Linked DNA regions of Homo sapiens: region 1 is linked to region 2. A link is an interaction called in ENCODE POLR2A ChIA-PET data of the cell type or tissue named here. Cell type or tissue: OCI-LY7. All regions are shown on one strand. Links, peaks and the distances in the headings refer to the core of each region. The heading gives the core; the rest is flanking DNA. Region 1 holds the start of TRQ-TTG2-1 (tRNA-Gln (anticodon TTG) 2-1). Region 2 has its middle 4.0 kb from the start of H4C11.

What was found. Peaks named below come from ENCODE experiments on the same cell type or tissue, not always from the same donor. Only the 100,000 strongest peaks of a DNase experiment are listed, where the experiment ranks them.
Region 1: POLR2A ChIA-PET joins it to region 2 with 18 read pairs; 2 of 35 experiments call an interaction of 5 or more read pairs at or near these places.

Annotation. Positions count from the first base shown.
Region 1 is chr6:28,587,863-28,593,245 of GRCh38, reverse strand. ZBED9-AS1 (ZBED9 antisense RNA 1) reads right to left here. Exons shown (of 2, transcript NR_186619.1): 2 at 1,497-4,017. It overlaps TRQ-TTG2-1 (tRNA-Gln (anticodon TTG) 2-1), which reads right to left and starts at 3,867; the gene lies at 3,796-3,867. It also overlaps a transcript of SCAND3 not described here. RefSeq lists an enhancer at 3,281-3,960. In OCI-LY7, for the core only: no CTCF peak of the experiment used is centred there; no DNase peak of the experiment used is centred there.
Region 2 is chr6:27,817,432-27,822,814 of GRCh38, reverse strand. No RefSeq gene overlaps it. Among named protein-coding and RNA genes, the nearest start is that of H4C11, 4.0 kb to the left of the region's middle. In OCI-LY7, for the core only: CTCF peaks have their summits at 2,706 and 2,916 (motif pointing left); a DNase peak (open chromatin) is centred at 2,934; H3K27ac peaks cover 4,663 bases.

The sequences.
Region 1 (5,383 bases), core at 203-5,202, 770 kb before region 2:
TTGCCTATTTTGTAATCAGGTTGATTGTTTTCTTGCTATTTAGTTGTTTGAATTCCTTATATATTGTGCATATTAACCCTTTATTAGATATAAGGTTTGCAAATGTTTTCCCATTCTGTGGTTTGCCTCTTCACTTTGTTTCCTTTGCAGTGCAGAAACTTGTTAGTTTGATGCAATCCCATCTGTCTGCTTTAGCTTCTGTTGCTTGTGCTTTGGAGTCAAAAAAAAAAAAAAATCATTGCCCAGACAATGTCATGGAGCTTTTCCCTTATTTATTAATTTTTTCAGTATATAGGTTTATAGCTTCCAGTCTTGTATTTTAATCCATTTTGAGTTGATTTTTATATATGGTGTAAGATAGAAGTCTAATTTTATTCTTCTTCATGTGGATAACCAGTTTTCCCATCACCATTTATTAAAGAAGCTGTCCTTTTGTGTGTTCTTGGCACCTTTGTCAAAAATCAATCGACAATAAATACATGGGTTTATTTCTGGGCTTTCTATTCTCTTTCAAAGGTCAGTATGTCTGTTTCTATGCCAGTACCATGCCTTATTACAATCACTTTATAATAGATATAAATAGTGAATGTGATGCTTCCAGCTTTGTTCATTTTGCTCAAGATTTTTTTGTCTATTTGAGGTCTTTTGTGGTTCCATACAAATTTAAGAATTGTTTTTTCTATTCATGTAAAATATGACATTGGAGTTTTGACAAGGATTGCATTGAATCTGTAGATAGCTTTGGGTAGTGTAGACATTTTAACGATATTAATTCTTTCATGAACATGGAATATTTTCCATTTATTTGTGTTTTTGTCATTTTATCAGAGTTTTATAGTTTTCAGTGTACAGGTCTTTCATCTCTTTTGTTAAATTTATACCCAAGTATTTTATTTTGTTTTTGTTGCTATTGTAAATGGGATTGTTTTCTTAATTTCCTTTTCAGATAGTTCATCATTATATAGAAATGCTACTGATTGTTTAATGTTGATTTTGTATCCTGCAACTTTACTGAATTTATCAGTTCTAACTTTTCTGTAACATCTTTAGGATTTCTATTTGCTGATCATGTCATCAGCAAATGGAGTTAATTTCAATTCCTTTCCTATTAGGATGACTTTTATGTCTTTCTCTTATCTAATTGCTCTGGCTCTATAAAACTAATCTTTTGAGAGTTTTTATGATGAAAGGGTGTTGAATTTTGTCAAATACTTTTTCCGTATCTATGGATATAATCACATGGTTTTTATCCTTCATTTTTGTTAATGTGGTGTAACACATTTTTTGATATGGACAGATTTTAAAGTCTGTTTTAATTTCCTCAGGAAATCAGCTACCATTAATTTGCTTGGTCCTCTATTCTGAACACATCTTCTCTCGGCAGCTGATCATATTCTCAATCCTTAGCTGGATATCTTCTTTGGAAAAGAAGTTTTCCCAGGATATGCCTATACATCTTTGATGAAACTGTCAAAGAAAAAATGTACCAGATGGAGTTAAATAGGCAAGGAAGACTTTATTCCAGACAATTGCAATAGGGGAGAGAAATTAAATAAACTCAGATCCAAATACATCAGGGACAGCTGGGGATCTATAGCTAATAGTAAGGGTAAGACAACCATTTGATAGAAAGTGACTACGAGGAACTTGATTAGATATCAAGGGTGGAAAAAGAGAAACTTGATAGGATTTTGAGGTGAGGAATTCTTACTGAATTGGCTTAGCAAGATTCTTGCTAAAACTAGGCTCAACTGGATTATTTGCTGAAATTGGGCTGGACAAGCCAAGGATGGGACCTAGTTGAGAGGAGGGCTCAGAGGAACCTAACTAAAGTTTGTTCAAGGGTGGAGTTTTTATAAATACCCACGGGAATTTCCTCAGCTTCCTAAAGGAATTGGTAGACCCACAGAACATGTAAGGCATCAGGGGGAGCATCTACATATGCTCCCAGCCTCTCCCAGTGTTGGTGGCTGCTTCCGCCTCCTCATAGCAGCTGCTCCTTGGCCTTCTGTTCAGTTCTGGGTCACGTTGTGCAGGCACCATCTCCAATCAGGTCTTGTCCATTACCTTAATTTAGAGGCTTGGGATAAAGTCTGAGTTACTGGTTTGAGCTAGGATAAGTGGATGCTTGACGATGGATGTGATCATAATGATTACTTACAGTAACACAGGCAGGCTATGGTGTTGGTCGGAAGGATGGCTGGACTTATAAGCATCCCAAACAGGCAGAAGAGGCTGTTAGGCCATTAGGAAAAGGGAGAACACTTTGGGTGAGATCTCATCACGCTAACATCAACAAAGTGGAAAGAAGGTGGGGCCACACTAGCTAAGGCAACACCACAAGAAAATGTTATTTCCCTCTGCAATTAGCACCATTACAGACCATATGAAGTACAATCAAGCACACATAACGGGAGCCAAAATAATGCTTTCATGAATTTTGTAAACTTAGTTACAGAGTCTCTGTGTAACCAATGGTAATTCAAAATATGAGCTAATGAATTATTAATGGTTTAATGGACTTGGTGAAAGTAGGATTCGATTTGGTTTTTTGGTATGTATGCGAAAATCAAAATGTCAAAGTAAGAAATCTGAAAATAAATAATTGGATTTAAAGGTTGTCTCTTACATCATAGAAGAGATTAATTTGTACGAAACACAAATACTTGTTTCTAATTTAGTTCTTGTCCTCTCTGTCCTCTAGGGCACACCTTTCCCTCACCTTGACACCTCACATTTCCCACCTCATTCTAACAGCTAAATTAGTGTCTATAAGGAATTTTCCAGACCTTCCGGGTTTCATCAACTCTATCTCCAATTCAATCCTCGTCTACACACACAGTTCAGGGGAGGCAAGATAGCGGCTACATTTTCTGTTCTTGACCTTCAGCTCCAAGGGACTGTTTCCCGGATGCTTCGGACCGAGTGTTTGGTAGTGTCTGGGGAGGACTCGGTCAGGGAGCCCCCTCCTTTCACCCTGGTACTAGGAGCTGAAGAGGCGAGATGCCAGGCGAACGGCTGAAGGCAGAGGTCTTTTTACCCCCATCTCCCTTGTCTCCCACACAAGTTGTAGGGCCCCTCCACCGTGTCTGGTCCTGAATTGGGAATGCCAGCTCCCAGCGCGGCGAGGCCCAGGTCCGGTCCTAGGTGAGTTTTTCTCTCCGGCTGGAAGACTCGACGCCGTGGATACCAGGGACCCGAGCCCTCCGGGGCTGCTGGCTTTGGAGGGATTTCCAGACGTTGCAGTCGGGGTGAGCGGAGAGACTAAGAAGTACAGGGGACTAGAGAAAGCAGATGAGGGTGAATTGTCTCATCAAGATGGGGGATAGGGAAAAGGGGCGAGAAGTAACCCGGGGCGCAAGGTCCACAGCGAAAAAAAAAAAAAAAAACAAACAAAAAAACAAACAAAAGAAACACGCCCGAGACCAAGGCTCAGCCACTTTACACGCAGGACTTGGTTGTGGCAGCGAGGAGGGCTTCGAACCTAGGAAATTTTGAGGAAGCGTTTGTCTCCATCACAGGAATTGGGTTTCCACGTTGCTGCTGGAGCTTTTCGTAAGTCGATAAGAGCAGCATCTTTCTCTTTGTCTCCAAACCCGTGAATTTGATACGCTTTGAAAGCGTTCTTCTAGGCGAAAGAGCTTGGTACTTTCATGCTTGGATAGAAGGGGAGAGTTCAATACCGTGCACGCGACCACAAAGTTGTTTTCGACGAGAATTCGATGGGAAGCGGAGGAACGAATTTTTCCCACATTCAGAGGCCAAGCCAGGAACTGTAAAACGTTCACCTTTGAAAGGTCCCACCGAGATTCGAACTCGGATTGCTGGATTCAAAGTCCAGAGTGCTAACCATTACACCATGGGACCAACCACAAGGGTACAGTAGGTAAGTATAGTCGTGGTTAAATACCTCCTTGATAATAAACTTTCTAGTTCCGATCCGAAAGAGTTAGGTCAGGCTTCAGTGAGACTCACGCTGACAGGAAAGCTGACGCTTTGCTGCTGAAGAAGGAGTAACTGTCAAAATAAAATTCAGGGAGATCTCTTCACTCTTTCCTGCGCTTTTGTTGGGAGCATAAATTAGCTTCCAGAAATCAACCGGGGCAGATTTGTGAGGTCTGAAACTTAACAATTTAGAAAGTCCTCTTTAAGAAAAAGAACAGCTGTTATCAACATAAAATTATGGGTACTCTAAGGCCTGTATGATGTATCTGAGGATAAGCTGGAGTAGGGAGAGGAAGCTGTCTTAACTAATTTTCACTATACTAGCATACTTTTGCAAATCTTACAAAATATGTTTCATACAGAGCAACCTCTTCCCAAGGCCTTGGAAAGCACAGCGCAAGGAAAGGATCTTAACACACTTTAGCGAGACTCACGATAAACATCCCTCTGGGGTGCAGATCTTTTAGCAATATCTATCAAAATAGTCTCTTCTACAGCCACTAAAAAGAATGGGATAGACATGTAACACATGTTGGCTTGGCAGTTTCTGGGGGAGGATTTAAGTTTAAAACAAACCAAAAAAGCCCAGTAACTTGGTGAATTGTAGTCTAGTATGATTTAAGTTTTGCAAATTATAATGAGTTATAATTGTGACTCAGTTATATTTGTACATAATAATATTGTACTCAATTTTGTATGTACATTTTAAAAATAGGTTGGAGGTACATACAACAAACTCGGCATCAATTTTTCTGAGGAATGGAACTGAGGATGAAGAAACTTCACTTCTTGCCACGTTGACTTTTTAAATATTTGACTTTTTTTATAAGTGTCTATCACTGTTGTAGTAATTAACAAATGCAAATCTACAAAACAAAACAAACAAAACAGTAAGGCTCGTCAGTAAAGGACTTAGAAGTCATGCTTACTCCATGTTAACTGCCTACTGTGCTCAGCATGGCAGAGATCACTGCCTTGCAGAATGAGAAAAAGGTAGTAGAATCCCTGATTGCAAAGGATAGTTAGGGGGGGAAACAAAAGATAAGTTCAGCACGTTAAAAGTGACTGGGAAAATGATCTTTTCAGGGTTGGATGACACAGGCACACAGACAAAAATTTTATACAGAATTTTACTCAAGACCATTCACGGACTCTAAGCGTAAGATTTCTTTTTTATTTAGAGATTTCTAAAAGAGATGTTCTGATTATTCAAAGACTCTCTACTCAGAAATGCCAAAATGTGAGAAATCAACATGAGGACCACAGCAGAAGGAAACAGAGAATGGAGAAGGGAACCAGGCAGCAATTCAACAAATATTCCTTGGGCATCTCTGCGCTACCAGAGGTATGGAGGAACCCAGTGACTGCTTGAAAAGAATGTTCTGGTTACTCCACTCCAGTGATTCGCTAGGCGCTGATCAGCCGTCCAGATTTTGTT
Region 2 (5,383 bases), core at 186-5,185:
TTGAGTTAATGAACTAGTTACCCAGCAAGATTTATTGATTTGTTTATAAGTAATAAATTGTCATCTTTAATATAAGCTTGTTTAGGCCGGGCGCGCTGGCTCATGCCTGTAATCCCAGCACTTAGGGAGGCTGAGGCAGGCAGGTCACTTAAAGTCAGGACTTCGAGACCAACCTGGCCAACATGGTGAAACCCCGTCTTTACTAAAAATACAAAAATTAACTGGGCGTGGTGTCACATACCTGTAATATTAGCTACTCAGGAGGGTGAGGCAGGAGAATCTCTTGAACCTGGGAAGCGGCGCTTACATTGAGCCGAAATCACACCACAGCACTCCAGGCTAGACAACTGAGTGAGACTCCATCTCAAAAAAAAAGAAAAGAAAAGAAAAGAAAAAAACAATAAGAAACCTAAAAATTTTATTTTTTCGTGTAAAAACTGGCCACAAAGAAATTATTTGACTTACCTTGTTTGACTGTAAGTCGTAGGACCTCCGTTCCAGAGAGGGCCCTGCCCCATATACAAAAGAAATACTACACAGAGCGCCCAAGAAGAATCTAGACAGGCCTGGCTGGGTTTCCCCACTCAGTCTCTTAGCATTAGATCATACACATTATGTCCAGTCATATTTCTACATAGCTGTCCATACTTTGTTGAACCTAAGCATAAAAATGGACAATTTCCCCTGTATCTTTAGGTCTTCATTCTGAAGGCTTCTGCGTACATGTTAAATAAATGTGTATGCCTTTTCTTCTATTAATCTGCCTCTTGACAGTGATTTTCAGTGAAGCTTCAGAGTACATAGGGGAAGCTTTCCCTGTGCCCCAACAAGTTCAATCATATGGTCAATGATTCAATCAATCCTGCCTATATAATAAAACCCTCATAAAAGCTCTGGATACCAAGGTCAGGGAGTTTATTGGTTTGTGAACACATAGATATCCTAGGGAGGTGACTCCTGGTTCCACATAGAGATGGCACAGAAGCTTTGCTTTCAGGACCCTTCCAAGCCTTGCCCTATGCGTCTCTTCATCTGACTGGTCCTGATTTGTATTCTTTATGATAAAACTATAATCATAAGGACAGCACTTTCTATATTCTATGAGTCATTCTAGCATATTATTGAACATGAAGGGGTAGTGGGAATCCCTGGATTTGAAGCCAGTTGCTCAGAAGAGCAAGTGGCCTGGGAACCCCACTTGCAGCTGGCGTCTGAAGTTGGGACAGTCTTGTTGGGAAATGTGCCCTTTAACTGGTGAGGTCCAGCTAACTCCAAATAATCAGTGCCTGAATTGAATTGAAGTACATCAGTTGGTGTCCAAATAACTAGAAAGAAATTCATGTACGTAGTTAAAAATTTAGGAAATTCAGATTAGGCAAACTGAAAAAATATCTATAAATCACAGTCCGAAGATTATTCTATTAACTTTATGATACCTATCTATTGCAGTAGTCGTCTTTTCATATATTTAATATTTTTTACATGCATGGATACACTGTGGAATTCTTTTAACTCTAAAGAAAGTGTAATCTTGACACAATTTAAAATGTAATTTCTTTGTTTTTTAGTGTTTCCATGTAAATATTTACTTTGGAGAATAGTGAGTTCAGCCTCTGCAATCAAACAAACCTAGACTGAAATTGTGGCTTCGTTGCAGATACTTTTGCTGTTTTTGTCTTAATTTCCTCATCTTTTTAATGAGAGTAAAGGCAATCAGAGTTACTCCACAGGATACTTTAGGAAATAATGGAGATAATTGAGAAAAATGGCTAGACTAGCTTAGTAGATCTCACTAGTCACATATAGAAAATTTATATTTACTGTTTATTAATATTTTATTGATATTCAATTACTTAACTTTTTGTATATATTTAAATTCACATTTATGCTATTTGCACTAGTCCAAATAAAGTACTTAACAATTTTTATGTCATTTAAATTTCTAATATATTTGAATAAATGCTTAGAGTTTTATGTTTTGATATAACTTCTAAACAGCTATTAGAATATATTAATAGCTAAAATAAAAATCAAATATAATCAAATGAAGGCTTTTTTTTTTTTTTTTTTTTTTTGAGACAGAGTCTCGCTCTGTCGCCCAGGCTGGTGTGCAGTGGCTTGATCTCAGCTCACTGCAACCTCCACCTCCCTGGTGTAAGCGATTTTCCTGCCTCAGCCTCCTAAGTAGCCATGCCACCAGGCCCGGCTAATTTTTTGGATTTTTAGTAGAGGTGGTGTTTCACCATGTTGGTCAGGCTGCTCTCAAACTCCTGACCTCGTGATCCACCCACCTCGGCTTCCCAAAGTGCTGGGATTACAGGCATGAACCACCGAGGCTGGCTGAAGACTCTTTTTGAGGCCTGTTCTTCATTTCACACTTCAAACATCATCACAATATCAATAAAGAGAATATGTTTATACATACAGTTAAAATGAAGACATACATAGTAAACAGATTTAAGATATGAAAGAAAAACATTGGAAAACCAAGAAGATACCTAAGAGAGTAGAAAGTTTGTCAAAGTTTGTCGTTAATTTTGTCAGGAAAACCTGGTTTTCCTGGAAGCCTCATGTAGGGGAGGAAAAAAATATTTTCCCTCTACACTTCTGAGTTCTCAGCTAGAGCCCTTGTGACAAAAGACAGATTAAGAAGAGAAAAACAAACAAGTTTATTAACATGGGTACAGCACATGTCTCATGTGAGTGTACCCAGAAATGAGTAACTAAAAAATGTGACTTAAAACTCCAGTTTATATACAGCATCTTTAATAAGATCAATAAGTTTTTAGAGAAATTAGAAGACAAAGGAAAAGGATTTTGAGTTTTTAGGAGTGACAAATTGTGGGAAGGCAAATATATACGAAATTAATGGTAGATAAAGGCTGGTTAGTAAAGTTGTTATGCAGATTGCTCTGGTGCCCTCTCCAGGCTGATGAGAGTCTGATGTTGTCTCTGGTGATTAATTTTTGCCCTTTCTGGTAGAGAGGGGAGGAGAGACACCTCCGTACATTTATGTCCTGCTTTTAGGCAAATAGGGAGAGGGCAGAGAGTTTTCTTGTATCTGCTTCTTCTTAGTTGCCCTCAACTCAAATATTCTTTATGTCAATGTGGCATATTTTGGGGTGGTGTGTCTTGCCACCCTTCACTCAAAAACAGCTAATCTCTACCCAAAAAGAGAATCCTGGCTGGGCGCGGTGGCTCACGCCTGTAATCCCAGTACTTTGGGAGGCCGAGGCGGGTGGATCACGAGGTCAGGAGATTGAGACCATCCTGACTAACACGGTGAAACCCCATCTCTACTAAAAACACAAAAAATTAGCCGGGCATGGTGGCGGGCCCCTGTAGTCCCAGCTACTCGGGAGGCTGAGGAAGGAGAATGGCGTGAACTCGGGAGGTGGAGCTTGCAATGAGCCGAAATCATGCCACTGCACTCCAGTCTGGTTGACAGAGCAAGATTCCATCTCAAAAAAAAAAAAAAAAAAAAAAGAGACAGAGAATCCTTCCCCTAAAAGGAGACCCTAAGTATCGGCCCTTACCCCTTGCCTAGTGTGCCTGCCTTTATTCAAAATGTGAGACTCAAAACTTATTCGAATGTTACTCTTTTATTGTCTCACAATAAATCCAAGCCCATAACCATTTCTTGTAGGAATTAGTCTTTTTGAGACACTTCACAGTACTCACAAGCCTAAAGACAGAAAACTAGATTTTTTTTTCTTTTCAAAGAATTTAACCCTTGCTTAATAATAATCAGCTGTGACATTTGGATTTAAGTGTGAAGTTACTAACAAACATAGCACTCCTAGGTAGAATCCACCCAACCATGACCATGAACCTCCAAGTCATAGCTTGAATGTACCCATTGCATTGAACGGCCTCTACTTTTTTCCCAAAAGCCCAAATGCCTCTGTGCTATTTCTGTCTCATTTAAATTTAAGCTTCTTGGCCAGGTGCAGTGGCTCACGCCTGTAATCCTAGCAGTTTGGGAAGTCGAGGCAGGCAGATCACTTGAGGTCAGGAGTTTGAAACCAGGCTGGTCAACATGGTGAAACCCTGTCTCTACTAAAAATACAAAAAAAATTAGCTGGGTATGGTGGCAGGCACCTGTAATCTCAGCTACTCGGGAAGCTGAGGCAAGAGAATTGCTTGAACCCAGGAGGCGGAGGTTGCAGTGAGCCAAGATCATACCACTGCACTCCAGCCTGGGCAACACAGCAAGACTTTGTCTCAAAAATTAATTAATTAATTAATTAAAGCTTTTTTTTTGTTTTTATATCCATTTTTTTTATTTCCTTCATAAAGATGTACATTATATTACATTGACACATTATATTCACCTTATTTTGTAGGGTCACCATTGACCTAGGCACTATAGGGGGAAAAAAAATGAAACCCAGTCTGCACTCCACATGACTTGTAAAAACAAGATATAGTCATCAACACCTCCAATATTGGCTTACACAATAGGCTATAACAGTGGGTTAGAGTTCTCCAAGTGCATGGGGAAAGTAAAATCAATTAGTGTATGGGTAAAACAACTCAATAAAGAACTTTTAAATATTGTTTTGCTAAGTATTCTGTGACCAAAATGTGAATTTTATCTCTTCTAAAATGACTGTACATACATATAAAGATTGTGTCGACCCCAAAATTCTGTTTTGTTCTATTAAAAATTAAAAATAGGGGCAGGGCACAGTGGCTCACACCTGTAATTCCAACATTTTGGAAGGCCAAGGCAGGAGGATCACTTGAGCACAGAAGTTTGAGAACAGCCTAGGCAACATGGTGAAACACTGTCTCCACCAAAAAAGATACAAAGATTAGCCCAGGGTGGTGGCCTGTGCCTGTAGTCCCAGCAACCCAGGAGGCTGAGGTGGGAGGATTGTTTGAGCTTGGGGAAGCCAAGGTGCAGTGAGCCATGATTGTGCCACTGCACTCCAGCCTGGGCAACAGAGTGAGACCTTGTCTCAAAAATAATAATCATAAACAATTTTGCCAAGATTTCTGGATAGTATTTTCCTAATTTTTTTTTTTCTTTTAGATGTAGTCTTGCTCTGTCACCAGGCTGGAGTGCGGTGGTGTGATCTCAGCGCACTGCAACCTCTGCCTCCTGGATTCAAGCAATTCTCCTGCCTCAGCCTCCCAAGAAGCTGGGATTACAGGCGCATACCACCACACCCTGGTAATCTTTGTATTTTTGTAGAGATGAGGTTTCACCATGTTAGCCAGGATAGTCTCAAACTTCTCACCTCAAGTAATCTGCCTGCCTTGGCCTCCCAAATTTCTGGGATTACAGGCATGAGCCACCGCACTCAGCCTAATTTTTTAAAAAAATCTTTTGAGCTTTAATTTGTTTCTAACATGATACTCCTGTATCAAGAATAGA